Linked DNA regions of Homo sapiens: region 2 is linked to region 1. The links are chromatin loops, found by intact Hi-C in ENCODE. Cell type or tissue: GM12878. All regions are shown on one strand. Each heading gives the region's core, and the rest is flanking DNA. Links, peaks and the distances in the headings are about the cores only.

Region 1 (17,034 bases), core at 5,265-13,264:
TTTCAAGTTTCTATCTTTGTCCAAATCTTCTTTGACTCCCTGAGTCACCCCACCATGCCTCCAATTAATTTATTTTCCACCAAAATTATTTCTACAATGTATAACTAAATGAGACTTGACTATTAAAAGTAAATAAAAATAATAAAAAGTAAAACCTATATGAAGTAGAATGCTTTCATTTGTTTAAAGTTGCAATATTTTCATTTAATAGTAACATCAGGTATATAATATACACTGCCCTAAGTTTTAACAAGTTTGAGTAATTTGCAATTGTATAGAACAGTCAAAATAAAAAGACCCTCTTCAAAGTAAATAAAGAAAATCTGGCATATGATTTTATCATGAATAAAGACACCTCTAAATAGAAGAGAGACAATAAAGGGAAGGAAATGAGAATATGCACAAAGAGAATATTTCACACTGAATAACAAAAATAGTTAAACTTTCATGAAATCATATGATGCCCAAATTAGAGACTTGTTTAATGCCCAAGCTTTTCCAGGAAAAAGCTTCTGACCTACATTTATATGGTTCCAGATGATAGATTCACAAACATGATACCACTCCCATCACAACTGAGTGTTCCAGAATCAATCAAACAAAAACAAGGACATTCACAGTATTTCTTTCATACTCACCTGAACAACAGAAAAATGAATAACTGAACCAATTGAAGGCAAAAGTTATTTTCCCTGTGAATTTGAAGCTATATCTGTGAGATTTAAATCAGTCTATACCATTATGGCTGGACATATGTAAATACAGAAACATTGGGAGCCTTTTCCAAATAAATATTTCAGGGGTGGGGAGTGAGGAGAAAGTCAGTCTGCAAGGAGAAAGAAAGCAATGAAATAGATATTTACAGAAAGGCATAAATCAGAGAAATCAATGAAACTCCTACCAGAAGCAAAAATACACAACTCTTCTCTGTATTCCATGAGATTCTCCAATGATCTTATTATAAATTCCCCAGTTTTTAAAGGCAGTTGCAAGTGAGTTGCTGTTTCTCAAAACTAGGGTATATGAATATATATAATATAATAATACCTTACATATAATAGATGTTTAATCAATATTTGTGGAAATAGAAATCTTTTTAAAACAAAAAATTTAAATAAAGCTTATTTGCATGACCCCTATTACACAAGAATCATATACCAGAGAAGAGAGGGACTTTACAGACATATGGATTAGTCCTTAAATAAAAAATATATAATAAAACTAACAAATTTAAGCACTTCCTTTTCATTGCTTTATTCCACAGAAGAAGAAGAAGAAAGAGGATGTATACTTTAAGATAAAATAAGCATTCAACAAAAAAGTCAACTAAAATTCAAACTACTATTACCTTTGTCTGAAATCCTAGCAAAATTCATTTTATATGTGTAAATTCATTAACTATACACATTTAACACCTTCTCAAGAAATGAAATGTTTTAGCTTGGGATTGAAAGGAGCTACTGACAAAATTGGCTTTTGAAGGCTAAGAAATAAAATTTTACCAATAGAAATTGCTTTTTCCATGCTGCAGTGAGCATCTCACTTAATTTCAACTCATCTGGCTTGGTGTTTAGAATAGGAGAAAAAAGAAACAGAATCTTTTTGTTCTAAATTATTCTCTAAGGATATATATCCTAAATTATCCTTAAAGTATTCCTTTAGATGTGAAATTTTTTAAAGAAAACTTATTTTCAAATGAATGCCTTTGTACTGTAACTAGATTTTTAGAACAAGAAGTAAAATAATCTGATCTTGAATTCACTGTCTGACACAAAATAACGTCATCCATATTTGTATCTAATATCATCTAGAGCATACAGTAGAAGTGAAAACAGGGTTCCAATACAGGGATCCCAGTGATTCCCACACATCCTAGTATCTGCACCTCACATTGCACCAGCATTGATCTTTGTAACCAATAGAATATGACAGAAGTGATGAATGTTACTTCCAAGATTATATAATAACAATCACGGTACCTTTTGTTTGGGGTGCATCCTCTTTCGTTTCAATCATTTCATCTGGGAAAGGGCAACTGTGATGTCACGAGCAGCTCCACATAATGAGAAACTGGTGTCTCTTATGAATAGCTACTCAGTTGCATGAGTGAGCTTGGAACTGGATCCTCTAGCCCAGTAAACCATTCAGATTACTGCAGCCCTAGCTAATATCTTGACTACAACCCTATGAGAGATCTTAAGCCAGAACCACATAGCCAGGCTTCGACTGGATTCTTCACCCTCAGAAACTGTAGGAGATACTAAACGGTTGTTGTTTAAGCTGCTATGGTTGGTGGTAATTTTTTTATGAAGCAATAGGTAACTAAAATAGTAGATGACTAATAAATATTTGCTGATAAAATAAATAAATATTTTAGAAGTCTAATTCTCCATGCTTGATTAATTTTTTAAAAATCCAAATAATGCTAGAGCCACTAAAATCCCTAATTCAGGCTTACACATTTTCAGATAAGACAGAAAAACTAAAGTATGCTAGTACTTCTATTTTAATTCAAATCAATCATTTTCTAAAATATTATATTTCTTCTTTTCTTATATCTATAAAGGTACTTTTACTTTTTACAGGTTATCAGCATTTGAATCACCACCTGCTTCACATCAGAATTTGTATTCTAATAAAGAGAGAATAATTTCTGAATGCAAATTTCAACACTTGTTTGCATTTCTGGTTGCAAAAAAAACTTCCAAATAAATAAAAAAGTGGGCAGAGATTACATAAGCTAAAGACCAAATTTAGAACACTTTCCCCATTGTCAGCATGTTCCAACTTAAAAATAAGCATTTCTTTATATTTAACCAATTATTTTCTTGGAAATTTGGAATCTGTTTATTGAAACACATATAAGTTTACTTATCCCAAAAGTAACACCGTATGCTATTTATAAGGTGCATTGACTCTTCCTTAAAAACAAAGAAAAACCTAGACCTCAAAAACTTTCCTATTAATGTGGTATAGAAACTTTCAAGCAAGTCAAATAATTGTATTTTAAAACAGTTCTTCATTATAGCAATGCCACAAGACACAATCAATTTCTAAACTGTGATCCACTTCCAATTTAAAACATTTTTCTATTACATGCATACTTGGTAGCACTCTTTTTCAAAGCTTTGAGAAAAATTACAGAGAGAAAAGATAGAAAGCAAGCAAAGATTAATTGGATCCAACCTCAATGGCCTGATACTTTCTCAGTTGCTAAAATAAATCAACAAATACGCCAGGAAAGCTACTATCTCATCTTAAAAGCATCAGCCATAGAGCGTATTGGGATTTATGCATATTAAAGTAGCAGGCTACAAATGCCAGTAGATAGCACACTGTTATTTAAGAGGAACAAAAAGCAGCACCACTAACCACTATACAATACAAATTAAATGGAAAATCACAGCTATTTAAAGGGCTTGCCTAAAAGTATAATAAATTTAACTTTAGTAGAATTGTAATCCTTGATTTTTCACTAGAGTTAATATATTCATGCAAAGCCATTACTTTAATAACATATAAGTGTAGAATTCACTCACCAGCAGTGACAAATGTGCTTATTTGTAGCCTAATTTTTTTTCTCATGGTAAAATCCATCCATTACAATGCCTCTAGGCATGTGTAAATAAAATTAAAGAAAGGCCTATATTTTCCCAAAAGACAAAAATTAAAATGAAGGCTAGATTGGATACCAAACTCATTTCAAAGTCAGATCAATTTAATTGCAATGTGGAATTTGATCTCTTCAATTCACTTCAGCATATCTAAAATGGCCACAACTTCCCAGAGGGATTGGGAAGTGGGAATTACATAGCCTGTAAAACACAACCCAAAAGCAGTTTAAATACTGAGGAAAAAAGAATGAAACTTTCAATTCAGTGCTTCAGATGAAAATAAGAAAACTTTGTCTTTGACATCTTTCTGCATATATTTGAGCATCTTCCTTTCTCATCAGAAAGAAGCATAGCTCTCAAGTTTCCTTTTGCCTCCTTAAATTCCACTTCAGATTCTTTACGTACTTCGGATTGCACATAAATTCTGAGTGATACTTCTTTTCTTCCCATAGGCTGACCTCCCAAAACTTTCACCTCTTTTGTTTTACAAGGTGTTAAGAAACACACACATATTATCAATTTTTATAAATATGTAAATTTGTCAAAGCCTTATTATCTCAAACTTTGAGAGGATTTACCATTCGAAGCAGGGTTCCTAAATTTACATTTCTTCCAAAAAATGTGCTGCTTAATGGGACCACAGGATCACCTGCAATCACTAGGTCTTTATTGTAACCTAAATATAGTGAAAATCCTTCCCAAAACATTCCATTTAAATCTAGGCTAAGATACTAATTTGGCCTTTTTTCTTTGCTAAAATTAATTAAAAGAGCTGTTAAAGACACAGAGTTGTGGCAAAATTGTATGTTCACAGAAGGCAGGAGAAGTATTCTTAAATGTCTGCCTTATGGCTTAGCATCATGAAAATTTGATCTCTGTCTTGAAGTTTATTTTTCATCTGTCTGGAGACAACACACAAAGAAACCTTGTATTAACTGCCTACTCATGATATGACATTTAGTTGTTATTACAACTTTGTAAGGTATGTATTATTATATTAATTTCATATAAAACGGAACTGTGGCTCAGAAAGATTAAGTAACCTACCTAAAGTCACATAATTAGTAAAGGACAAAACAGATTCATAGCACTTATTTCAGTCTAAATACTCTTTCCACTGCAGTATGTCTTCTTTGTGCCCATTAAAATATAGACTCAAATGGCTTTTAAATTACCAATTTAAATAAATCATCATAAGCCCATAATTGTATAATTCTGTTACATTAGAACAACATGACTCCTTAATGCACTAGAAACTGCCCTATGCATTCTATGATAGACTAGTTACCCGTCTTCAGTTGTTCAAAACATACTGTGACTCACCCTACTTCCCAGAGAAATAAGTGCTTTTGTAAATGATAAATTTACAAAGAACCCAGAGAGATTATTTAACAGTTACATAGCTTCAACTCTATAGAAATATAGCAATCTATCCATGTGTTCTTTTTCAATCTTTTGGTATAATGTATTTCTGAAAAATATGAATTATCATAAGTGTCCATTGTAAAATAGTACTATCTTAGTTAAATTGATTCATCTGCCTGTTAAATCTAATTTCTACTGAGTATTTGATGTTTCCTTTAATAGCATCAAGGACAATTTATGAAACATAAGAAAGTATTTAATATCAATGGTGCAAATCAAGTTTAAGCTCTGAATTTGGAAAATAATTCAACCAAAGTAGGAGAGAAAATTAAAGGTGAATTAGTATAAAGAAAGCCATAATAAGACAAAAATTTAGAGTAGCAATTGATGATCCAGAAATAGAGGTAATTTTATTTTAAAAACAAGTTTAGAGCAAAGAAAATTGAATCATAATCTATTGAGAAAGATGAATATATTATATAGAATATGGAATAACTAAATAAACCACCTTTTTAGCACTTAAATATTTAAAAATAAAAGTAATAGTCATCTCATCCACTGTAATAAAGTGGCAAACATATTACTGAGAAAAATAAATCACAACTACATATAGCATCTTGGCTTTTCATTACATTCTATGGAACATTAAATTTAAAAATTAGAAATAAAAAGTCATTATCAACAATATTTAATAAAAATTTTAAAATATATCATCTTTAATACAATCTCTATAAAAACATGCACTTTATTCATTTATATGAAATCTAAATGGAAACACAAATAAAATATATTTAAGTGATTGATAAAAGGCTATGATTATTTCCACATGTGGTTTCTACACTTTATAGGAATTTCAACTTTTATTGCTCAATTGGCTAGTCTGCATAGGTCCAAATTTGACATAATTTGTATTTCTAATTAATTTCTGGATCAGTGCCCATAATGGAGCAATGAAAGTGACAGTTTGGCCAATTTAGAACTGTGCAGGCTTGTATAGTTAATCATTAGAATCATAGCTTTTGGTTTCAGTTTAATTTTGTGGTTGAATATATACATTAAGCTTTTCGTAATTACCCTGAAATAAGAAGTGAGGGAGAGACTGGAAGGATTTTTGGCTCTCAAAAGTATTAAGTGAAATTATTTACAGATTGTCACTTTTAGTAAAGGTATTGTCACGTTTATTGACTGTCCAAAGGAGGATGTTGAAAGCAGTATCATGTCATGATGCTTCTATAGTCTGGATCAGAAGAAAAGGCAATAAAACTCAAGGATGGGCAAGTCAGGTAAGGGTTGTCTTTCATAAATGTTTTGACATGCCATCCTGAGTTTTATAATTTTGAAATTGATATTCTCCAAAAATTAAGCAAATGTAGCTCTTTTTATTCCTTTATGTTACATAAAATTTGGTGGTGTCCTTTACTCCTTTAAAAATCAAATACATAGTATCCATTTCTCTTTTATGGAGAGGGCAATATTTTGAAACAAGTGGTTAGCAATTCATTATTCAAGAATTCCAGGAGTTAATTTCTTAAAGATAGCAGACACAAGTATCTCTGAGCCCCACTAAGAACACATATCAAGTCCAGAATTCTTTTAACAACAGAGACTCAAGTTTCCCCTACAAAAATAGTGATCTGATTTTTTTTTCTTTCAACTTTTCTCTTGAGAAAGAATACCTGGGCTATAACTACTTGTATTCAAAGATAAAACCAGAAAAGAAAATGAAATAGAATACATGTCTACTCTGCACTTTTTAAAGAGTCATTTTTATTAGTTTTTAAACAAAAACCTGGAATGCAATCCTGTATTTTCTATAGCTTAATCAAAATAAATTCATGATATATACTTTGAATCCTTCTTTGAGGCCCTCTCTGAGTCAGAGTAGTTTATATAAAGAGAAATATGCTGGGTGTTGGCGTGGCGGGGCTGCCATTTAGATGTTCAACATCTAATCTTATTACAGCCCTTATACCATACCTATATGTGATCCTTGAAGAAATGTATGGGTTAAACAGGGGAATTAACCTTATTTAAGGAGTCCATTGGCCGCCACTGTGATTTCTAGTTGATAAGTTGTATATGGAGAAACACTGTTGGGAATAAGTACTAAGTGCTTCTAAAATAAAGCCTGCACTGAGACTAACCACTCTGCCCAAACTTACCTACTGCTTCTTTTTGTTCCTTATCTAGAATACATAGCATTTATCAGGTACAGTAGAAAAAAATTAAAAAGCCTCTTCTAAATTATTTTATACCACACTAAATTATATCATATTCAAACCAGTACATAGATAGGAGTCCTCAGAAATCTTTCCCAAATGCACTTTTGTATTTTTTTAAGTTAGCAGTTATTACCATCAAATGAATATTTTGAGAGTTATATCTTTGATGTGTACTCATGATTTACCTTAGTGCTATGAAAATCTGGATGATAGCTTTGTTCCCTGGATTCTCATTCTGTATAGTTGCCTAATTTCTGTTATATTTGCACTGCAAATTTCACCATCATGTAATGAAAAGGCATTATACAAATTCCCTCTAGAAATTAAATAGGAAAGCCATGCTTCCACAAACTTGGCATATTTCTTGCAATTGATGTCTACTAACACAGTGCATTTTAAGCCAATTACTCTAACAGTTCTCAAAGAATGTGTTTGAATATCATCACTCTGCATTATTCTCAAGAGCCAGTCTTTATGTACAGAGACTACATACACTCTTAAACAACAGATGACTTAGGTGGAAGACGAGCCTGTCATAAAGTGTCTGCCACCTGCTTTTGCCCATCATTATTCCCTTAATAGCTTACTACCTGTGGGCATATTGAGCCACCAAAGAGAAGCGTCATTCCCAAAAGTATCACCACAAACACAATACTTATGAGGCCGGCATAAGAAAGCCAGCTGAACAGCATTTCCCAGTACACTGCTGCAATATGTCATTTTTGAAAATGCCATGTTAGTGGATGTGACTTTGGGAATTGACTTAATAATAACAATAAAAATGGATGGCACTTAGCAAGGAAAGTGTCTTTCATCCCAAAGGGCCCACAAGTGCTTCAGACTCAGAAATGCGGTCAACTCTAAGAAGGGCAATGGCACTCAGCACAGTAACGAAAGCTCAGGAAATGTTCACCAAGGAGAGCTATATAAGCTTTCAACTAAAAGAGATATCATAAGCTTTTTATTTTCCACGTAGAGTGATATAACCTTGGATTTTCATCCTTTCAGAAGGGTGCCCAAATATCAAAAATAGGCTTTTGTGTCTCACTCTAGACAGAAACTATTGACTGGTAAGGAAGATTGACCCTGCAGCTCTGGAGCTCAGGCTTAGAAGGTATCAAAATGGATCCAAACCACCTTGGCATACTTTTTACTACCCAGGATCTCAATGGAGCCACCCTATTAGAGATGTACTGTTAAAATGTAAGCCAAGTGGGTTTCTACTTGAAAGAGAGGTAATGAAGGTTGAATTGCTGAGTAAATCTGACCCTCGCAGACCTTGTTTCACAGAAAAGGTTTCAATCATGCTGGCTAATGGCTTTCTGATCTTGCTGAATGAAACTTCCACAGTTGGGACTGGTGGACTTCTTAGGTTCATTTATTACATGCATGTATAATGCTGGTTATGAGAATATATTCTCTGATTCATACCAAGAAATATTTGTGCACAAGTGATTGTAAAGAGTATTTTTTTTCTTGAACCATGAATACTTTTTTTTCTCTTTAATATAAGCATGCTGTTAGAATTGATGTTTGGCCAATTTTATCTGAAATTACTGTGATTTAGTACAGACTCCCTTAGTACCAGAATGACTTTGCCATTTTCCCCTCTGGCTCTGTTGATAACCACAAACTACCCACATTTAGTAAATTCCTTTGTTAAGGCTTGACTTCTCCCAACTGATTTTAAGATATCAGGATTATTCCATTATTTCAGCAAAATAATAACTTATTTTTCTTCCCTGCCCAGTTCCTATCTCATAAAATTTTAAAAAGTCCATCCAATGCCTTTTCTCCCATGATAAATTTTCTTTATGAAAATTTGACTATTGGTAATAGAACGGGCATTTCAAATGGTTTGCCTCCTAGAGTAACACATATATGATGCCCATACAACGGTTATTTTTTTTTCTGTCTTCTGACACTTCACAGGAATTTTCCCTCTAAAATTGACAAAAGCTAACACATGGGAATAAAATCCCCATGACCCAGAAGCCTCAAGTTTTATGTGCTAGTATAGCTCCAAACTTAGCTGGTCCTGGATCTCATCCAAGACCTACTGAATGAATATCTCTGGAACAAGGGACCTTTATTTTCAACATTCTCCATAAGGTGTGTTGCATCAGTTAAAATTCTTATGTGAATGCTAGCAATAAAAACTCGAAATAACTGAGGCTCAAACACAATAAAGATTTGCAGTCTTCCATTTTTCTTTTAGAAGTTGTGAAGTAGGAAATCCCAAATTGGTATAGAAATTCTAAAAACTCAGTGGAGCCCAGTTTCCTTCTTTCTGCTCTACCATCTTTAATCATGGCTTCCATCTTCAATGTTGCTTCATGCTCCAAATTAGCCGCTTGATACTTTTTTCTTTTGCGGCAAGAAACAGGAGAAAATTAGATGAAGAAAAAAATGAAGCACTCTCAAGTTGAGGGATTGCCCTTGAAGCAGCCTTCTCAGCATCCCAGAAAATACTTATGCAAACATCTCCTAACCCAGAGTTTATATAAGATACTTCACCCAAGATACATTGCCTCATTCTTGGATGCCTTCCTACCCCAAATAAAATTGGGTCCTATTTCTAGGGAAGATAGAGGGAGCGGACACTAATATGTATCTCTAGATTGGCAACTGATAATCACTGCTCCAAATTCTCAACAGATTTGAAAATTAGTGCTCTAGCCAACTTAGCCAACAATGATTAATGAATTTTCTACCATAAATTGTTACGTAGTTGAATCAAATAATATGAAGACTAATACTAACTAGTACTAATTGAACACTTATGATTTTTCAGGTAGTGGCCTAAAAGCTTTGCATGACTAATGTAATTTAATCCTCACCCAAACACTATGAAGTAGGTTTTATTATTAGCCTCATTTACCTGAGAAGAAAACAGGCACAGAGAGGCTTAATAGCTTGTCCAAGATTACACAGCTACTAATTTGTAGAAGTCAGAGCCTCAGATAGCCATCAGTCTACACAGCCTTACTTAGTCCCAAATTACACACATTTTTCTTATGATAAGCACTGCAAAAGTTTTGAGCATTTTTTATATAGTTATAACTAAGGCAGAGCAAGTTTATTGCTTTTCTAGGCACCAGCTATTTGCTGCCTTTGCAACCTTCATTTTGCAACCTCAAAAGAGACAAAATTGTAATTTATCTTGGTAGAAAAAAATTCCCCTAAGAAAAACTGACAACCTTATAGAGTTATTAAGATATTTCCATGTCAAAATACTTTTTATCCCACAGAAACTGCTTTTTGTAGCAAAATCCCTAAGGTGAATCTGCCAAATTTACTTAGGTTTGTAATGCATGCTTTCTTACCACTTCCATATTTGTGAAATCTTTTTTCACAGCATATGAAGATGGACCTGAATATAGCAGAATTGGATGTTACTGAAAAACTCAATGGATTCAGTCCACTGTGGCTATTAAATGAGTTTTATAAGAGAACATAGGAAAGTGCAATTCCATTATCACTCACATGGAAGCCTTCACAATTGCAGTAGATGGAACCCAATAAATATTTTTGTTACATCAAGTGTGTATGACTCATTACATGTAACATAAGAAAAGTTTTCAATCTTGGATATGTTTCTCTGTCACTAAAATCTTTGTGTGATCTTGGGGAAACTGTGTAACTTCTTGAGCCTCAGGATAATCATTTATACAATGTAGATTTTGGTTAATTAGCTCCAAGTTTTCTTCAATTTCCATAATTCTGTGTTTCAGTGACCTTCCCTTAAGTAATTTTATATTCTACAATGATCTATACACTGTCTTAGAGTAGTGAGGGCTCAGTGCTTATTGGACTGTTGGAGGGGTGGATGTTTGGGAGAATAAATGAATAGAGATGGATGGAGACATTAATATGTATGTGAGCAAAGTAGTTTTTCCACCCCAGAAAAAAATTATATTAACCTGTAGCCTTTAAATTTTATCCCTTAACAAGTAACATCCTTACAAATCAGCTTTATATCTTAAATTTTTTATTATGGAAACTATTAAACACAGGAAAAAAATAAAACAATAGTACAATAAATATCAACATACCCATCACCCAACCAACAGAATTAACTTGCTGCCATCCTTTATTTATACCTACCAACATTTCTGCATTAAAATAAAGCAAATCTCGGGTATATCGTTCACTCATAAATAAAAATTAAAATAAGCCATTTTGATGATAAAGTCTGCTTTCTAAGTCTACTATAGAAACTGAAATATTTTACCCAATTAAATTGCTGATAGTTCACCTAATATTTTGTGTTTATTTTTGCATGTACTTAGAATCTTAATGTTTAAAAAAATCCTTGAAAACCAAAACTTTTATACAGCATTTGATTTTTTCAGATGGTTATTAGACGGGTAAGAATATTTAGCCTCTAAATGGCATCAGGCCTGTAGATAGGCCATTCAGTTACAGCATAAGCAGAAGGACAGACTGATAATGATTTAGGAGAGGAAAGGGGAACAAATCCCTGAATCAAATCTCTATGACTTTTTTTACTTGATTTAAATTCCAGGCCCTAACCATAGCTATATACAATTAAGTTCCACATCCAACTTATATGCATGCACACACACACAAAAACCCCTTTGAGCTGACTATAAATAATTCAAATTTGTCTACTTTTTGCAATTGACCATATTTCAGCTCCTATTTATCACCAAGGAAAATAAAAAAATTAACTAAACTTTCTATGTCTACAAGTTTTTTTCCTTCTCAGCTCGTCTGTATCCTTCTCCATCTATCCTTTGTTAGGATGCTTTTACTTGCAGTCCCAAATTTTGGATCATATTAGCTAACCATTAAAAGCATGTCTATGTCCCCAATAAATTCAATCATTTTTAATTGATTTATAAACAGTTTTTTTTAAATTTACTCCTTTATTTCTCCCTGAACATATGAGGATTAGCACAATTTATATAAAATTAAATGGACTTTAATTTACATATTATTGTAGGTCAAACTTCCTGATCCACCCCATATTATATTCCCACTCCTAAGCAGACTATCTTCAACATTTCTTCAAGAAATGCTTCTCAAAAAATGCTAGTTTTCTTTAGCAACCTGTTAAATGAATGAGGAGAAGGAGAAGGAAAGTTTCATTTGAAATGGATTAATTCCAGCTGTATCGAAAGTAGAATCAAATGAGAAGGTCAAAATTATAAAGTATTTAGCAGATAATACAGGATAGTATCTCCATGACATCACTGTAGAATTTTTAGATAAGATCCCAAGTTATGAACCATAAACAAAAAGATTAATAAATTTGCCAAATGAAAATTAAGAACCGTTCATCAATAGACCATTAAAACACAGGTAACACAATGGAAGAAGACGGTTGCTAGACTAGTTCTAAGACTTAGTATTCAGAAAAAAACAAAAATACGTCATTAGTAAAACCAATCCAAGCACCCCAAAAGAAAGATGGGCCAAAGACATACACAAGAACACTTAAAAAGTGGAATTCTACATGACTTAACACTTGAACTAGGATTCAATCTCACTACTAATCAGGGAAATAATAATTTTGTTTACAAACTGGAACTCTGATAAACTGCTGGTAGGAGTGTAAACTGGTAACTCCAGTTTGGAAGACAGTTCAGTACATATAGTAATAATGTTAAAGATAAGCATTTTCTATGACCCTTCAATTTCATTCCTAAGCATTTGCCTTAGAGACATTTGTATATGTGTGTGCTAGGATACACATATATATGTATACTTATAGGCTGTGTAAATGTTCAGAGCAACATTTATGTTTTTAGTTCAAACCAGAAACAATCTAAATGTCTACTAACAGGTGCATGGATAAACCTACATGGTGATGAAAATGAAATAACTATCTCTAAATGCGACATCATAGATAATCTTACAAACACAATACTGAACTAATACAACAACATACAAAAGAATATATATATTACATATACTATACATATGTAGTATAATTTCATACATTATACACATATAGTATAATTATACAAATATAGTATCATTTCATTTATATAAAGTTCAAAAATAGGAAAATGGCCCACTTTGGGTTTAGCTGCTATAATATTCCATTTCTTGACCTGGAGTGGTGATTATCTAATTTACTTAATAACTACTTGCTAAACTGTGTATTTGTTTTATGCTCTCTTTAGTTTGCATGTCTTATTTACAGTAGAAATTGTAAGTTGACCTGAGATTCTCCAAAATATGCTATTCCTTAAGTAGTGATATCCACATGAGGTCATGAGTCTTAACATTTTTAATTTAAAACCTTAAATATTGTTTTCTTTCTTACTATATTAACATACAGAATGGCACAAAGGAGACAAGATTAAACAATCTTAAATACTTTGTTATATTTTCTTCAGATTGATCCATTTAAAAAAGAAATATCATAAATGCAGCTAAAGTTACTCTCATCCATTTATCTTTGCTCCCTTATCCGAAGAAACTATTTTTTTAATGGAAGAACATAATTAGCCTGTATTTTATTTAATATGTACACACATGTATTTGTAACTATGAATATTTAAAACTTTTCTTAAAATGCATATAAACTGTAACATATAGTTACGTTTTGCAACTAACTTGATCATTTCAAAATTATCTTTTTATTTCTTATGTATTTTAATGAATGTTCTAGGTTATTTTTTCCTTTTTGACTATAATACTATACATTCTATTGTATTAATAGAATACAGTGTATTAATCCATTCCCTTATTGAGGAACAATTTGTTTTATTCTACTTGTTTGCTATGACAAAGAATGAAGCATCAAAAATTTCCTGTGTATGTCTGTTTGCATACCTGGATGAGAATATGTTGAGTAGAATATTTTTTTTAAAAATAGACATTAAAATAAAATTTAAATAATTCATAACTTTACCAATAGAAATAATTGCTTTAACTATCTTTATATATCTCACTCTTTTCCTACAGACGCAATGAAATTGAAAAACCGTGTAGCACATATACACCTATGGTGGGGTTTTATGTCCTGCTTTTTACTTATGATGAATAGCTTCACATACCATAGAATATCCTTCAAAAACATGTTCACCAATGGCTACATGGTGTTCTCTTGTACAAATGGACCATAATTTATACAACCATTTCTCATTGTTGTATGTATCTGTTTTCAGTTATTCTGTTCTCCCTCCAGTTTCTGATACTCTAGCCAATCTAGTTTTCTTTCAGTTATTTACACATACCTACTACTCATTTCATGCATCACTGCCTGCAATGAACTTAATGTTTGTGTCTCCCCAAAATCCATATGTTGAAACCTAATTCTCAGTGTGATGGTATTAGATGGTGGGGCCTTTGAGAAGTGACTAGCTCATGAGGGTGGGGTCCTCATGAATGGGATTAGTGCCCTTACAAAGGAGACTGCAGAAAGCTGCCTAACCCCTTCCACCATGTGAATACACAGCAAGAAAAAGGACAGAAGCCTACCTTTGAGGAAGCAGGTTTTCTCCAGACACTGAAATCTGCTGGCGCCTTGATTTTGTACTTCCCAGGCTCCCAAACTATGAGAAAATAAATGCTGATTACTTACAATTCATACACCTATGGTGTTTTGGTTATAGCAGCACAAATGGACTAAGACACAGCCTCTGCACACGTAGTTCACTCTGCTCTTTCCTACAGTTTTTATGTGGCAGATTTTCTTCTCATTACTGAGATCTCAATGTTACTATCCCTTGACCAAGGAGGCATTCTCTGTTAGCTCCTTCTAAATTATTTTCTTTTTCATGCACTTATCTGACCAAATAATATCTATCAGACAGTGTAACTATTTTTTATACATCTTTATCTCTCCATGACAGCAAGGATATGGTTGTTCTTCATCACCTTCAGTGTTGAAAAAGTTAGGTACCACACAATTATAAGAAGTAAATTCACATTGTAGTCATAGATTTGTATATTTATTACAACAATGTTCCAGCAGATGGCCATAAAGTATCTTGAAAAAGAGGATTCCTTTTTAAATTTCAGTCAGTGTTAGCTTTGGGCTACTCAAAAATTATTAAATGAATGAATGAACTCATTATAACTTATTGATTATCTCCAACACCAATGTTTTTTGTTTTCTATTCTAGAATTCCTCATGTTGCCCTGGTGTTTACCACACCAGATGAGTCCAGGGAGTACAAGCATAGGTCCTTTGTGACACTTGATTTGAGGGCAGTAATTTGACATCTACAGAGAATGAATGAAACATCATGTATTTTTGACACTGAAAAATTTAAATCCTAAACAACCATAAACATTTAAATAACTTTGTACAAATAATTTAAATAAACAGGTGAGTAACATGTGGTAAAATAATCTTAAGAATTCTGTATTGTTTTCAAAAGACTGAGAGTACACTGTGCTTTTTTGAAGGGATTATTTTCATACTAATTATCTAAAAATTAAGCTTTATATTTTACCAAAAAAATTGAAGATTAGTTACCATTGAAATCACAAATGCTTCTAGTTCCGAGACTACTATGCCCTGACACTTTTGTAGACCACAAGAATCTACTCCATTTTCATTAAAGCAAACATCATATTATGCTTGTAAAGTCAAGAATAATGAAAGTATATTTGGCACACTAAAATAAGCCTCCTCTATGTCTGACAGTATGAAAAAATAAACCTTGGCAGCTGCATTTCAGCTATGATAGAAACTTTCTGACAGGTTTCCTCTCTGTTGCTCATAAGAAGATGACTTAAATGAATTAATGTCAGGTGGATTAGTAAGATTCTGTTCAAACTGACAGAAGATCATGTCTGTACAGCTACTTTAAAATCTTAACATCAGTTTGAAGAGCAGAAGAATTTCACATATTTGAGACTGAATTTTTGAACACCAAATATATTTTTTAGAAAAATTCATTACCTTTAATTTAGGGAGAGGAGGTTTCAATTCAGTCAAATATAGCGCTAGGGCTATCTGATAAAATTGGATTGTAGGTTATGTACTTATGCAGTTGCACTCTTACCTTATAGTCTCAATTTATTTGGACCAAATGAAATGAAATAGCAGCAGTCCGTGTCTAATAAAAAATTTGGTTACCTGAAGTCATATAGCTAGTTTATTTTAGGGTCAGAAGCATAAAATTTGCCTATGTACTAGTACAAAATTTTATTTATTTCAGAGCATTTACAATGGCCAATGGGCACCAAAGGACAAATAATATACCAGTAGATATGGAATAATTATAGTTATTAATTTTGAAATAATTATATTTAACAATTTGTGTGATGCTATTTACATCCAATCTTTAGGATTTCTATATGACATTTAACTTAAGCAGTTTTAGAAAGTCATGTGACATGATTAGAGCTACATATGATATATTGAGCTACAGTGCATATAATAAATTAGAATGAGAGCAGATGGAAAATGGGAAGCCAATTTGGAGGCTATTATAATAGTCCAAGATAAGATAATTGGGGAAAAATTATAGCGAATAAGAATAGGAATTGATAAATCACTGATATAGCAAATAATAAATAATGTTCAAATCAAAGGGTTTCCCAGAGTATTAGGAACAGAAACCATGAGGTACTAGGTTAAAGAGTGGATAGGATGTGGGAAAATTAAATTGGTGACTCTGAAATATTGTCCAAGACTTTCAAAAAATTAAATGACAGTGAAAAATAGGAAAATATATGAAAGGTAGAGGAAAGTTTGTGTAAATTTTTATATGAAATGATTGTTGGCAGGTTAGTAGAACAAGAACTTGACAAGACAAGAAAAGTGGATAGATGATAGTGCACGTCATTTGGAAAAAAAACGGTTATTCCCTTCTATCGAAGCTATAAAAATGACAATGAAA
Region 2 (17,034 bases), core at 3,656-11,655, 520 kb after region 1:
CTGATGACCTGATCCTGGCCCAACACTCTCACCTGATGTCCTACTGGCTTCTTTATTCCTGGAAACACTCAAAACTCTTTCTCTCCTCAGAGTTTTTTCACTGCCTGCTCCCCACCTCCACTCATTGCCTGGAATGCTCTTCTCCTAAATCTTTACCTTGCTTCTTTCTCATAATTCAATTCTCAACTCAAATGTCACCTCCACAGACAAGCCTTTCCTGATAACCCAGTTAAGTTTCATCTCTCTCCATCTCAGTTGTCCCAAACTGTATGGTTTCAGGACCCTTTTGTACTCTTAATAACTATTGAGAACTTTAAAAATCTTTTGTTTATGTAGATTATATGTATTAATATGTAATTTAGAAATGAACACAAGGATGTTTTGAAATTATATGTTTATTGAGTCATTTTAAATAATAATTTACTTACAGCAAAGTAATAACATATTTTTATGAGAAATAACTTTATTTTCCAAAACAAATATATTGAGTGAAAGCAGTGGCATTTGTTTCACATTTTCAAAAACGTCTTTAACATGTGGCTTCATAAAAAACAGCTGGATTCTCATACTTGCTTCTGCATTCAATCAGTTATAAACTGTTGTTTAATGTTAAAGCATATGAATAAAATCTAGCCTATAAATCTAGCCTATATGAATAAAATCCATATAGTTGGAAAAGGGCAGAGTATTCTAAAAGCCTTTCCAGATAATTGTACACCAAGACTCAACAAATAGAAGTTCCTTAAATATTAATTACAATATATAATCTGAAACCATAACAATACACTTCTCTGTTATACTAAAATCTATTGGTCTATCTTGCATTTTGAATTTGTAACATTGTTAGAGAAGGCACACAGCCAGAAATAAACAGACAGGAGAAGCCCTGAGGAAGAGTCTTGGAGACACCTCCCACTGACAGTCAGTGCTGCTCAACTGACAGTCAACGAAAAAGACAATGGCTACACTAACTACTTGTGACCTTGTGTTTGGGCTCCTCTGGATCTGAAGGGAAATTATCAGGCCCTAGCCAGAGATAACCATGGTAGAGACTTTTCTTGCTCATGAGTACACTCACTCCCCCAGTAACTCACCCTAGAGTAAGTAGCCTTTTACTGATAATCATAGTAAAAAACAAACCCTGGGTGGAGATTTTAAATACAAATGAGACATACAACATGTGTACTACCATGTACAATCACAAAACATGCAGGTCCAAGGAAACCACCTAAAACATGATTACAAGTGATACCCCCTCATGCCCCTTCATAAATAATCATGTAAGATTCTCATAAAGAGTCCCCCAGCACTAACTGCTCCTGGCTCACTCTCTCAAGCAGCCCAATCTGCCTCATCTTTCAGAGTGTACTGCCTCTTTAAACCCTGCTGCTGCTGCTGCTGCCGCTACTTTTCAGTCAGGCCAGCCCACTTCTCTCTTGAAATCCACATAAAACAACACTAACCTTAAATGTAAATGAGCTAACTGCCACAGTTAAAAGACACAGAATGGCAATCTGGAGAAAGAACCAAGACCCATTGGTATGCCATCTTCAAGAGACCCATCTCACATGCAAAGACACCCATAGGCTCAAAATAAAGGGATGAGGGAAAACCTACCAAGCAAATGGAAAACAAAAAAGCAGAGGTTTCAGTCCTGGTTTCTGACAAAACAGACTTTAAACCAACAAAGATCAAAAAAGACAAAGAAGGGCATTACATAATGGTAAAGGGTTCCATTCAACAAGAAGAGCTAACTATCCAAAATACATATGCACCCAGTAGAGGAGCACCCAGACTCATAAAGCAAGTTCTTAGAGACTGTCTAAGAGACTTCAACTCCCACATAATAATAGTGGGAGACTTTAACATCCCACTGACAATATTAGGCAGATCATCAAGGCAGAAAATTAACAAAGATATTCAGGACCTGAACTCAGCTCTGGATCAAGTGGACCTAATCAATATCTACAGAACCTCTCCACCCAAAAACAACAGAATATACATTCCTCGCACTGCCACATGGCACTTACTCTAAAATTGATCGCATAATAAGAAGTAAAACACTCCTCAACAATTGCGAAAGAACTGAAATCATAACACTCTCAGACCACAGCACAATCAAATTAGAACTCAAGATTAAGAAATTCACTCAAAACCATACAACTACATGGAAACTGAACAACCTGCTCCTGAGTCACTTTGGGGTTAAATAATGAAATAGAAGCAGAAATCAAGAAGTTTTTTTTGAAACTAATGAGAACAAAGATACAACATACCAGAATCTCTGGGATGCAGCTAAAGCAGTATTAAGAGGGAAACTTATAGGACTAAATGCCAACATCAAGAAGTTAGAAAGATCTCAAGTTAACAACCTAACATCAAAATGAAAAGAACTAGAGAACCAAGAGCAAACAAAGCCCAAAGCTAGCAGAAGACAAGAAATAGTCAACATCAGAGCTGAACTGAAAGAGATAGAGACACAAAAAACCCTTTAAAAAATCAACAAATCCAGGAGCTGCTTTTTTAAAAAATAATAATAAAATAGATAGACTGCTAGCTAGACTAATAAAGAAGAGAGAAGATTCAAATAAATGCAATCAAAATGATAAGGATATCAGCACTGATCCCACAGAAATATGAACAACCATCAGAGAATATTACAAACACATCTATGTATATAAACTAGAAAATACTGCATACACCCTCCCAAGATTGAACTAGGAAGAAATTAAATCCCTGAATAGACCAATAATTAATTCTGAAATTGAGGCTGTAATCAATAGCCTACCAACCAAAAAAAGCCCAAGACCAGAGACAGGTACAGCTGAATTCTACCAGAGGTACAAAGAAGAGCTAATACTATTTCTACTGAAACTGTTCCAAAAAACTGAAAAACAGGAACTCTTCCATAACTCATTCTATGAGACCAGCATCAGCCTGCTACCAAAACCTAGCAGAGATACAAAAAAGAAAGGAAACTTCAGGCCAATATCCCTGACAAACACCGATGCAAAAAATGTCAATAAAATACTGGCAAATTGAATCCAGCAGCACATCCGAAAGCTTATCCACATGACCAAGTTGGTTTCATCCCCAGGATGCAAGGTTGGTTCAACATACACAAACCAATAAATGTGATTCATTACATAAGCAGAACTAAAGACAAAAACCATATGATTATCTCAATAGATACAGAAAAGGCCTTTGATAAAATTTAACATCCCTTCATTTTAAAAACTCCCAATAAACTAGATATTGAAGAAATATTCCTAAAAATAGTAAGAGCCATGTATGCCAAACCCACAGCCAATATCATACTGAATGGGCAAAAGTTGGAAGCATTCCCCTTGAAAACAAGCACAAGACAAGAATGCCCTCTCTCACCACTCCTATTTAACATAGTATTGGAAGTTCTGGCCAGGAAAATCAGGCAAGAGAAAGAAATAAAGGGTATTCAAATAGGAAGAGAGGAAGTCAAATTATCTTTGTTTGCAGATAACATGATCCTATATCTAGAAAACCCCATAGTCTCAGCCCGAAAGCTTCTTAAGCTGATAAGCAACTTCAGCAAAGTCTCAGGGTACAAAAGTCAATAGGCAAAAATCACTAGCTTTCCTATACAACAACAGGCAAGCAGAGAGCCGAATCATGAATGAACTCCCATTCACAATTGCTACAAAAAGAATAAAATACTTAGGAATACAGATAACAAGGAAAGTGAAGGACCTCTTCAAGGATAACTACAAACCACTGCTCAAAGAAATCAGAAGGACACAAACAAATGGAAAAACATTCTGTGCTTATGGATAGAAAGAATCAGTATCGTTAAAATGGCCATACTGCCCAAAGTAATGTATAGATTCAATGCTATTCCCACTAAACTACCACAGATATTCTTCACAGAATTAGAAAAAACTATTTTAGGATTCATATGGAAACAAAAAAGAGCACAAATAGCCAAGACAATTCTAAACAATCATGCTACCCGACTTCAAACTATACTAAAACGTTACAGTGGTTACAGTGGTTTTGGTTAAAACATCATGGTACTGGTACAACAACAGACACATAGACCAATGGAACAAAATAGAGAACTCAGAAATAAGACCACACACCTACAACTATTTGATCTTCAACAAACCAGACAAAAGCAATGGGAAAAGGATTCCCTATTTCATAAATGGTGCTGGGAAAACTGGCTAGCTATATGCAGAAAACTGAAGTTGGACCTCTTCCTTACATCTTATATAAAAATTAACTCAATATGGATTAAAGACTTAAATGTAAAACCTCAAACTACAAAAACCCTAGAAGAAAACCTAGGCAATACCATTCAGGATATAGGCATGGACAAAGATTTTATGACCAAGACACCAAAGCAATTGCAACAAAAGCAAAAATTGATGAACGGGATCTAATTACACTTCTAAAGAGCTTCTGCACAGCAAAAGAAACTATCAACAGAGTAAACAGCCTACAGAGTGGGAGAAAAATTTTGCAAAGAATGCATCTGGCAAAAGTCTAACATCCAGCATCTATAAAGAACGTAAACTCAATTATAAGAAAAAATACAAACCCAATTAAAAGTAGGCAAAGGACACAAACAGGCACGTTTTAAAAGAAGACATACATGTGGCCAACAATCATATGAAAAAAAGCTCACCATCACTGATCATTAGATAAATGCAAATCAAAACCACAATGAGATACCATTTCACACCAGTCAGAGTGGCTATTACTAGAAAATCAAAAAACAGATGCTGGCGAGGTTGTGGAGAAAAAGGAATGGTTATACATTGTTGTTGTGAGTGTAAATTAGTTCAACCATTGTGGAAGACAGTGTGGCAATTCCTCAAAGATCTAGAGGCAAAAATACCATTCAACCCAGCAATCTCATTATTGGACATATACGTAAAACAATATAAACCATTCTGGCAGGGATCAGTGGCTCATGCCTGTAATCCCAGCACTTTGGGAGGCCAAGGCAGGCGGATCACCTGACGTCAGGAGTTCAAGACTAGCCTGGCCAACATGGTGAAACCCTGTCTCTATTAAAAATACAAAAATCAGCTGGGCGTAGTGGTTGGCATATGTAATCCCAGCTACTTGGGAGGCTGAGACAGGAGAATCGCTTGAACTCAGAAGACAGAGGTTGCAGTGAGCTGAGATCATGCCATTGCACCCCAGCCTGGGCAATAAGAGTTTAACTCCATCTCAAAAAAAAAAAAAAGAATATAAACCACTCTATTATAAAGATACATGTACATGTATGTTCATTGCAGCACTGTTCACAATAGCAAACTCATGGAATCAACTTAAATGGCCATCAGTGATAAACTGGATTAAAAAAATGTGGCACATAAATGAGACCATGTCATTTGCAGGGACATGGATGGAGCTGGAGACCATTATCAACAAACTAATGCGAGAACAGAAAACCAAATACATGTGTTCTTACTTATAAGTGGGAGCTGAATGATGAGAACACATGGACATGTGGGAGAAAACAACACACACTGGGGCCTGTCAGAGGGTGGGGGGTGGGAGGAGGGAAAGCATCAAGAAAAATAGCTAATGGACGCTGAGCTTAATACCTAGGTGATGAGATGATCTGTGCAGCAAATCACCATGGTACACATTTACCTATGTAACAAACCTGCACATGTAACCCTGAACTTAAAATAAAAGTTGGAAATTTAAAATAAAAAGAAATGTACTTTACCTTCCTTCAATAAACTCTGCTACTTAATCAGATTAGGTTTGTAGCATTCATTAGACACTGAAAGGGGCTCTGATCTTCTCCCAAAAAAAGGCTGCAAATTATGTATCCTCTACCCAGAAAAATCTGTTTTCTTGTTATTATTATTATCATTAGTATTTTTAAAATGTAATATTTTTCTGCTCTGTTCAAAATGTGTGATGTATTTCAAATTTAAAATAGAAAACAATTTTAAAGTGATGCAAACAAAAAAACAGTAAAGTGAATGATAACATGCAGAGATCACAAAGAGCAAATAGGTCCTTTAAGTTGGGATAAACTTCAATGACTGCTACATACAGTAATTCAAAAAGTGCTGTAAATGAAACAACTTTGATCTTTTAAAAAAGATTATTTGTGCAGGAGATGTATGATCAATGACTCAAAATAGACCTCTCAAAACAACAGTGAAGTAGTTTTATAAAATTAGGAAAAGAATAATTTAAAAATAATAGATTTCAAGTTTGTGTGTAACTAATTCAATATTTTTTAAATAAACTGAAATATTTCATTTGGATCCTTAAAAGTTTATATATGTATATTTATATTTGAGGTTAACTTGTATTTGTGCACATATTGGGATCTACCAAGGTAATCTAGTTAGTGTGTAGCCTATGAAAAGGACATGACTTAAATAAATCAGAGTACTTATATATGATGAAAAACTATGCAGTCTTTAAAAGTTATTTAGAAATTCCTATTTATTGACATAGAAAGGCATATATTGATAAGTAGAAAAAAGCAGTTACCTCATAACATGTATGACACAGCCTTATTTATGTGAAATAATTATATATGTAAATATATAAATGGAGAGAGAGAGATGGAAGGGCCCCCATAAATGTTAATAGTAATTGCCTTCTTTTGAAATGGTATCAGGTGATTTTTACATTTCTTGCTATACTTCTCTATATTACAATTTTTTTCAACAATCCTGCATCATTTTATAAAATTGATCAACATTTTTTAAAGAAACGAAAATTATATGTCTTTCAGATATTACATAGATTCCTATGCAACCATAATTTCTCAATGATAACAGAGCATGACATCATGGTAAATATTCCTGACCTTAATTGCAGTGGCATTTATATTAGTAGTTAGAACATCAAAGAGAAGAAAGAAAAAGAAAATCTCCCAGAACCTAACAATCCACTGAAGAATATTTAAATGCATGAGATTTTAGCCCGATGTAGCTCCATGTGAATCTGCTGCTTCACTTCAAACTACTATTAATATGACTATACTACTGTACTTACTCCCTGACATTAGCAAATATCAATTCACTACATATTATATTAAATGTGATGGCAATTTAAACCATGCATATACTATGATCCTTGCTGTGATGCCATGTTCTTGAATAACCACAATTCGAATTAGGATGGAGAAGTATCCTGTAAGGCAACTGACATGTTTCAAAAGTTCCAAAGAAAAGATCACTTTCAACCCCACTGAGCAAAAGCATTCAAAGGAGGTGGTGGTGTCTCAGCCATGCTGGGAAAAATTAGAATTCCAGGATACTAAACTAAACAGAGAAAAGACCTCCCAGAAGAGGAAGAATAAAACCCAGTCCACATATTCAGATGTATAAGAAAAATACATTTCTTTTCTACAACAACTTTTATCCCAAGCCCCCAGGATATGGAGTAATAGAAAATACTTGATGCTAGTCTTACCCTTTCCCAAATTTATATGAAGTGCCAAGGCACTGGAGTTTGTGGGGGAAGTGATTAATAAGGAATGGCCCAGTCCACACGGGTGGTTTGTTACTGTGACATTCATTATCTCTGATGACTTGGCCTCTTCAGTTTTTATGGCTCTCTGCCATTTCCATAAACAACTTTGGGAGAGAAATGTTATATAATGCCAGAGGATTCCCACTCCCTCTGTAGGGTTTTGCAGCCACCCTAATGGCACTGGAAGCAAGCCCTAGGTCCTTCTTGCCCCAGGTCCCTCTTTTCCCTGGTCCCATGGGCCTCTATCCCTTTTTACTTCCCATCCTGAAGAAAGTTCTTTCTAGTCTGGGACATGGTATATAACCTTGATGTCTTCCCAGCTTCTGATCAGCACTTGTTCTATTCCCATAAATCCTCTTCATATTAAGATTTAGAATTTTGAAACACAATACTCAGAGAGATTCACAACATGCATCTATTTCCTGTCCTGCTACATTCCTCCTCTGAAGCAATGAGCCCAAAATTGACTGCTTGCTTGAGTAGGCGGTGATAAAAAATATAGAAATATTGTTTCAAAGATAATGCCAGCCATAATGCCTTAAAAGGTTTTCAGTCAAGTCCTTGTACCATAAGTATAATTAAAAATCAACTAAATACCAAGAAATCTGCCCCTGAGGGATTAATCTAAGAGATTCTCTTCTTCTCCTGTGGAGATACTGCAGGAAAAAAAAAATCCTTCTACAATACTTGTCCATCTGAAAGCACATACAAAAAAAGCAAGTTGCTCACAGACCAATCTTGACTTAAAGTTATGTTATTATTTTACAAATATAGGGGAAGTGTGCTCAATAAATTTTTAAGTCACATTCTCTAGGAAGACTCAGAATAAAAGTCATTTCCTCTAAGAACACACGGGTTATATTAGTATTAAATCATTTACTCATGGTATAGCCAGGAGGTACTAGAACTAGGATCCCCTACTGTGACCCCAGAGCAAATTCAGCAACAGGAAAGAGATCCTTCAAGTTAATAGCAGCTTTATATAGAGAATGTACCATTAGTGCCACCTAGTGGTTGTATTGAAAAAATCCTGAGGTTTGAGTTTGTGAGTGAAATCTGAGCAGTAAGGAGGTTCCTGAGTATATTTCCACGTGTTTCAATCAGGGAAATGCACCCTGGTACATTCCCACATGTTTCAATCAGAGAAACATAGCTGCTTCTGGAAAATACTACAGCTTGGCAGCCAGGCACCAAGTCTGATTTTCATCCTGTTCAAGTCTTAGAATCTATCTCCCCATAAGTTTCCTCTGTCTTCTTTTAACATTGTATCATTTATATTCCTCAATTTTATTTTATTCCTAACATTCTTTCACCTTCAGTATCCAAATTATCAGTAAGAATCTTCTCCTCCTCCTATTATGAACAACTATAAGCTCACAAACTAGAAAATCTAGATGAAATAGATAAATTCCTGGAAACACACAACCTACCAAGATTGAAACAGGAAGAAATAGAACTAACTCCTGAACAGACCAATAACGAATAGCGAGATTTAATCAGGAATATAAAAACCTCTCAACCAAAAAAAACAGCCGAGGACCAGATGAATTCACAGCCAAATTCTATCAAATATACAAAGAATTAATACCAATCCTCTTGAAACTATTCCAAAAAATCAAGGAGGAATGAATTTTCTTTAACTCATTCCACAATGTCAGTACCTCCCTCATGCCAAAATCAGATAAGGATAAAATAAAAAAAAGAAAACTACAGACCAATATCCCTGATGAACACAGATGTAAAATTCCTCAACAGAATACTAGCAAACCAAATTCAACAGCACATCAAAAAGATAATATACCATGAATAGGTGGGATTCATCACAGGAATGCAAGGATGGTTCAACATATGCAGATCAATAAATATGATATATCATATTAACAGAATTAAAAACAAAAACCATATGATCATCTCAATACAGAAAAAGGATTTGATTAAATTCAGCACACCCTTCATGATAAAAATTTTCAACAAGCTAGGCATAGAAGGAATGTACCTCAACACAATACAGGTCATGTATGACAAAACCACAACCAACATCATACTTAATGGGGAAAAATTGAAAGCATTCCCTTGTTAAAAGAAAAACTTCAGCTGAATTAAATTTAAAGGAGTTTAATTGAGCAAAGAACGATCTGTGAATCAGGTAGCCCCCAGAATCACAGCAGATTTGGAGAGACTACAGAGATGCCTCGTGGTAAAAACAAATTTATAGACAAAAAAAAAAAGGAAAGTGACATACAGAAATCAGAAGTGAGATACAGAAACAACTGGATTGGTTACAGCTCGGCATTTGCCTTATTTGAACACAGTTTGAACACTCAGCAGTGTATGAGTGGTTGAAGTATGGCTGCTGGAATTGGCCAAGACTCAGCTATTGTTGCATACGCCAAAGTTAGGTTTTCAATCTTGTCTACCTATCAAGCTAGTTTGCAGTTCATCCACAAGGACTCAAATATAGAAGTATATTCTCAGGCCACATTTAGTTTGCTTTAACAATTCTCCCCTTTTGGTCATTTTCTCAATTTTGAGAGATTGACCAAAACTTCAATTATTGATGTCATATTACCATCATTAATATACTTTTTGGTTTTGAAACCCACTTGGAAACAGTAGAACAGTGAATTTTTCAAAGGTAGGAACAAGGACTGAGTAGAGGGTACCTCTTTATGCTGCAGCATCCTGTTTACAGGAGAAAAACAAAACCTGGTTCATTCTAGGATCTATGAGTTTACTTAAAGTGTCAGTTTGATTATGTCACATTTAGCAAAAGCAACTCCATTTTTGTTTGGTTTGGTTTCTTGGGGCCTAGTGCATAAGCTCAATCCAAAACAATGGACATCCATAATTTTGTTTTAAAAAAAAAATCTGGCCGGGCATGGTGGCTCACCCCTGTAATCCCAGCACTCTGGGAGGCCAAAGCAGAAGGATCACCTGAGGTCAGGGATTCAAGACCAGCCTGGTCAACATGGTGAAAGCCCACCTCTGCTAAAAATACAAAAATTAGCTGAGTGTGGCAGCACATCCCTGGAGTCCCAACTACTCAGGAGGCTGAGGCAGGATAATCACTTGAACCCAGGAGGCAGAGGTTACATTGAGCGGAGATCATGCCACTGCACTCCAGCCTGGGCGACAGAGTGAGATTCCATCTCAAAAAAAAAAAGACAAAAAAAAAACCAAAAACTTTTTCATCAGGTTCTCACTTAGGTGAGAGTGTTACCAAAATTTAGTCACTCAGTGCCACTCTCAGTTACCATCATTTTGGGTTTCTGGTCTCAGGTTGTCATTCATAAGCTACAGTGTCCTCATGGTCACACATTTCTTTCAGTTCTTGTCATTCCAGTTGAAGAGAGACCATTTGGCATTCTAGACATGGCTGCATGCAAACACTTAAAACATTTGAGAGAATACAGTGCACCAGAGAATATTATGACTATTGAGAGGATAATACCAAGAGTTTGGAGTATGCTCCTTACCATGGGTTCCCATAAACCAAACCACCTAAAATCAAATAGATCAAAGAATGAGCTAGATAAAGAGTCTAGTTGCTTAACTAACTAGTCTTTTCATTAATCCCCTACAACTGAATCTCTATAATACCCAGTGTCTTCTCCATAGGCCATAAGTGCCAGCAGCTGCACATATACTTCTCTATTTAGCCAATTCTATTATTTAGCATCATTTTCACATGAGAATTTAAAGTCTGTTGTGTAACTATAGCCTGTACAGTAGAATCTACTGTAGTTCCTCTCATAAGGGAGACATTTCTAATCATTGCCTCTTTTACTCCAACTATGGGAAAAAAAAAAAAAACGTACTATGCCCTTCTAGAAGAGTAAAGGCCTCCTGGCAATGTTCCCTTTAACCATAATATGGGTTAAGAGAAGTGAACCAATGTTCTGTTTCTGACTGATTATGAGGCAATGTATGTACCATTAAAGTTTCTCACCTACATTGGGTCTTCATCTTTATCAAAGTATAAGGTTATCCATGTATTAAGGCTGGCTGCAAAATAATTCATAAATAAAAGTAAATACATGCACATAACAGACTCCCTTTTCACTTCTATTGTTCATAAAGGCATAAGCAAGGAAAAAAATATCCAAAGATAAGAGTCTCGTAATAGTAAAAGTCTTGACCCATGATCTTGGAAAAAGCTGTTCACATCAAGGATGCCATCCTCTTCTGGGCAGAAATTTCTGTGGTTAGCTTTACCTTAAGGGTTCCAATGAGTGTACTGTTCCAAGAGTATGCAGGGACCCCCTTTTCAGTTGTGAGATTATGAACCCATGGTTCAAGGCCCAAAGTTTTGCTGTAGTATAGACATCAAGGGCAGTCTTTCTCTGATGTTATCGGAAGAGTCAATCTTTGAGTTCTAGATTGTGAAGGGGTTGATTGTCCTCAATCAGTGAATCATAAAAAGCTTTCTTTACCTGATGAAAATACACTGTAGTATAATAATTCACTTTATAATATCAGCCCTCTTGCATGGGAAAGCTTTTAAACAACCAGAAAAAATGCATTGAAAATGACAATTGAATGAAATCCCTTTATAAATATTTAAAGAGTCCATTAGGTAGCCAAATGTACCTGAAGCTTTGATTGTCTTCCCAGGAATATGAGTTTGACAAACCAAACATTGGTCATAAACTATTTTAGCAATTTAGAAGTCACCACACCAATATATATTTAATTTGGACCTTTAATTTTATCTTTTCCATGATGAGTCATGGAATGCAGAACCTTTAATAACAAAAGCTTTAAGGACTCGGGAAGAACACGGTGGCCATCCTGGTTCTCCATATGTCCATGCTTAATTAACATTAGACTTACATCCTCTTGAATACTGGTTGCTTCTCCAAATTAGGTGCATAGCACTGAAAACTGATGGGTTATCGTAAATAAATTGACTTAGACCATGAGTTCATTCAAATTGTATATCTAAATAATTTTAGTATCAGCTAATTTAGCATGAAAATCTGGCAAGGCATTTTCTTGGTATTTAATTAATTTTTGTTCTACTTGGTTTAGCAGTTTTATAACCCAGTCAGTCTTTTCATTACCCAGTTCAAATAATATGATTCTAAAATTATTAGAAACCTGTATTCAAGAGTGCTTTTCAGGAGCATTTCTAGCCTTTCATGAATCTCCTAAAAGACACCATATTCAAGGATTTTGTGTGCTTGTGAAGTTTTCAGAAACTGCAACAGCATTAAGCAATTAACTGTGGAAATGACTTTAAATAGTAATAGTCAAAAACACAATTGATAAGGAAATTTGGTTATTTCTATGGTTTATGGTAACAACCTAATAACCATAATTATGACTGATAACATATACTCAGACATATTAAAATTTTAGAAATCCCATACAGTTTTGGAACATATCGATGACATACACGAAAATACAACCTGAAGAAGGTTAATCATTATCTTTTATTTTGACAATGCTTCCCATGGAACTTAACATGTCAAATAGCCCTATTTATCTCTCTTTTGGATGCTTCAGGGGCCCTCTGTAGGATCTCAAAGTTAGAGGTCAGAAAATACAATTTTGAAGCTGAAATTTTATTTTGGAAAGCCTATCAAATATGTTAAAGGTTTAAAACACTTGATTCTATGAAACAGAATTCCAGGTTACCATAAGTCATTCATTTCGCCAAAATGATGACTTGAACATTGTTAAAAAGGCAAAAACCTTTACTCATTGATAGAGGGAGGACTTAGCTTTCCAAACAATCTGTGTCTTTTCTTTCCCTTCTTTTTTCAGTAGTTTATTCAAAAGGCAAACAATAATCTTTCATTATCCTAATATTACATGAAAATCTTGTTCAAGAGAAAGCTAAATTTCACCCTTGCATCAGTGTATCACTAATGTCAACCCTAATTCTTAATAAAACCTTATAAACAAATTGATTCAATCTTAATCAGTTTGACCACAATGTAAAGTTCTCATACATCTTTTATAACCCTTTATAAATTTTTGTTAAAGAGATTAGTGTTCTAGAAAAACCCATTGTGCTTTTATTTTAATGTTTAATTTACAGAAAAACCTTTAAATTTAGTCAATATGTTCACAGTTTCTTTACAAGAATGATCTTTACAAACCTTTCACAATTTGTTTAAACCTTTAGCTTTATCTCATCCAGTTTAAAACAATCCTTTAACCCTCTGAACTAGGCAAAAATGTATATTCCCATGCCTTCTTATAATTTTTACCAAAAAAACACATTTCACTCTCCTCACACACCTTGCATATAGAACAATTTTTTTGGTGGTCTCATTTGTTATAATGGTAACTCTTAGCAATTTTTAATATTGGTGAAAAATCTTGGTAAGTGAAGGATTTTAATTGTGTACTAGGTGTGGAGCCTAGGACACCAGACAAGGTCTGACTCTTTCCAGCGTAGCTAGGACCATGGCTTTCCACACATCTCAAAGCCTTATCTAGAATCAAATGCTCCAAACTAGGTAAATTAGGGAACAATTTTTAAAAGTCAAAGAAGCAGTTTATGATCTTAAAGCACTTAGCAAACTTAATATCTGACCTGCCTAATTTAGACCAAATGTCTTTATTTTTGCCAATAATCTTTAAAATTTTTATTTCCCAAAGATTACTAAAGTCACATAAACTAAAAGTCATTACAGTTTTTATTTTTCTTTCTTTTTTTTTTTTTTTTTTTGTGAGACAGAGTCTTGCTCTGTGGCCTAGGCTGGAGTGCAATGGCATAATCTTGGCTCACTGCAACCTCTGCCTCCCAGGTTCAAGTGACTCTCCTGGCTCAGCCGCCCAAGTAGCTGGGATTACAGGCACACACCACCACTCCTGGCTAATTTTTTGTATTTTAGTAGAGACAGGGTTTCACTGTGTTGCCAGGGCTGGTCTCCAACTCCTGAGCTCAGGCAATCCACCCACCTTGGCCTCCCAAAGCGCTAGGATTACAGGCGTGAGCCACCACGCCCAGCCTAGTTTTTATTTTTCTTATAAAATATTTGATCTAAGCACTTATTTTTCTTTAATACAGTTAATTAGAGCTCTTTTATATAAACATTACACACATGACACATATATAACTACTCAGATAGACAGAAGAAGATCCAGTAACTGTAAGATTTTTTCATTTGCCAGTTTCTAAGTTTCTCTTTAAAGCATGCAGTTTTTATGGCCTAATAAGCAGGCACAGGTGGAAGACAAAAACAAATCTCAAAAATTAAAGGTCCCATTTTTACATCACATCCTGGATCCCAAAAAGGAAGGAAATGCTATGCGACAAGACAGTGCAATGCTTTTACTGTGCATTTTATCACATAGCATCCCAAAGCCAATTAGCACATTCTGCAATCAGCCTATCCTTAAAAGTATATCTCCTACTTAGTTGTTACACACCAAAGCTCTCTCATAATGCAAAGTAATTTGTGATACGCCCAAAAGTCAAAAACATCAGATAATGCAATGCAAAACAGAGCAGAGTCTTAGATTTTGAGGAAGATATATCCACTTTTAATTCCTAAGTTTTCATGACAAAAACAGAGGGTTTTTTTCAAAACAGGATCTATGGTGCCTCCTTTGCTTTTCCCAAGGAGTCCCAAATTGTTAGAGCTTGAATATCCACTATTAATTAAGGTGACTTTTAAAAATAACCCTCTTTATAAAAGTATTTTTAAATCTCTTATTACCCGACTTAAGCCACACCAAGTGGACAATATTTCTGGCTTTTAAACTTTACCAAAAGTAACCTCACAAGTGAAACCAAAAAGCTTCAATTAAGGTTATGACTTAATCATGAGTGCACGAGGTATTTTCAAAGAAGTGGTAAGCAGTTTTTACAATCTAGAATCTTTAAACATAGCTCAGAGAAAGGAAGGTATAAGAAGGGAAACTAGAAGTTGTTCGTGGAGGGGAATCAGCAAATGGTAAAGGTCACACAGATATCAACCAGAGTACTCATTCCCTAAGCCAGAATTGAACCTGGGCCACCATTGTAAAATGGCAGAGACCAAAAGAAAGTACTGCCACATGGTAACAAAGTCAAGCTCCCAAGCACGTAAAACAAAATGGAGACCTATCCAGTTTTGGGGGGTGTGTGGGTGTGGGTGTGTTTTCAGAGACGTGTAGCAAAGTTTGTAACTGATCAGTTTGCCAGGCTGGCTTGAACAGCGGGGTTATGGGGTCCTAAGCCCATGTTCTAGCTTAAGATATTCCTCCTTATGACAGAACCATACAGAAAGACATAAAAAGCACACCAGATTGGCTACAGCTTGAGACTAGCCTCACAAATGCTTTTTTTCAATTAATCAAAATTTTACAGAGGATATAAACAGGAATCTTTATTATTCATTCAACAGGTTTGCACAGAGACAGAGAGGCCAGAAGTCTAACTGGTAAGCAATTCTTACCTTTTTGCCAACATGTCAGGTTTTGGAGTTCCTCTTCCCTGAGTGGCCCTAGCAACCACTGAGAGGCAAGCTGCATCACAATGGAAAATCACAGAACCACAAGCAAAATCCTCTTACTTTTGCAAGATGCTACCCAGGGGGTGGCATGGGGTAACCAAATTAACATTTTCCATTCTGGCCAGAGCAAAATATGTGTGCTTTAAATAAAAATATTGAAATCTGGCCGGGCGCGGTGGCTCACGCTTGTAATCCCAGCACTTTGGGAGGCCGAGGCGGGCGGATCACGAGGTCAGGAGATCGAGACCATCCTGGCTAACACGGTGAAACCCCGTCTCTACTAAAAATACAAAAAAAATTAGCCGGGCGTGATGGTGGGCGCCTGTAGTCCCAGCTACTCGGGAGGCTGAGGCAGGAGAATGGCGTGAACCCGGGAGGCGGAGCTTGCAGTGAGCCGAGATTGCGCCACTGCACTCCCGCCTGGGCCACAGAGCGAGACTCCGTCTCAAAAAAAAAAAAAAAAAAAAAAAATATTGAAATCTTTTTAGAAGCTTCTGCATATCAATTGGCATCCCTAGATGAGACTAATTTGGGAGCCATCTTTCCTTTTTTACTTTTTTTTTTTTAATGCACTTCAATGCACTGTTGTTCATTTGGAATGTTCCACTGTAAGTTACCTTTAGTAATGTTTTGCCATTTCCGTAAGACTTTGCTCCCTCCCAGGCCTAACATATAAGCCAGAAGGAACTCAGTTTTCCAGAAATTAAGAATTCTATTTTTAACTAAAATATCGGCTTTGCTTTCAGGTTCCGTTAGTGAACTTAGCCAATGATTTTTTTTCTACCTAAGCATGCAAGAAAAATGAAACAAAGGGGTAGAACACAAAAATCCCTGTGAATTTTCAAAAGCCAAATTTTACAGCCCCTGCAATATTACCATTTACTACCAGTTTATCTCCAACCCAGTCAGATGTAAGTGGCCTGTTACTGGATCCAAATCAGTTAATTACTGGATCAAATCCCATCCTGAACCCAGTCTAATATCTGTCGCAACTTCCAAACCCAGTTTGGAACAGAAATTTGCTCAAAGAAACTTAGAGAGCTCAAAACACAAATCCATGGAGCTCTGAAATCTGAGAGAGAAC

The links. Hi-C counts contacts between places; a loop is a spot of excess contacts. Peaks named below come from ENCODE experiments on the same cell type or tissue, not always from the same donor. Only the 100,000 strongest peaks of a DNase experiment are listed, where the experiment ranks them.
Region 2: a loop joins it to region 1, with 3 times the contacts of the local background. A loop is called at or near these places in 6 of 110 quality-filtered maps.

The regions. Positions count from the first base shown.
Region 1 is chr14:45,938,644-45,955,677 of GRCh38, reverse strand. No RefSeq gene overlaps it. Among named protein-coding and RNA genes, the nearest start is that of LINC00871, 120 kb to the left of the region's middle. In GM12878, for the core only: no CTCF peak of the experiment used is centred there; a DNase peak (open chromatin) is centred at 8,421.
Region 2 is chr14:45,418,345-45,435,378 of GRCh38, reverse strand. The region is part of intron 2 of LOC105370476 (a long non-coding RNA gene); the gene reads right to left. Among named protein-coding and RNA genes, the nearest start is that of MIS18BP1, 170 kb to the right of the region's middle. In GM12878, for the core only: a CTCF peak has its summit at 8,502 (motif pointing left); a DNase peak (open chromatin) is centred at 8,508.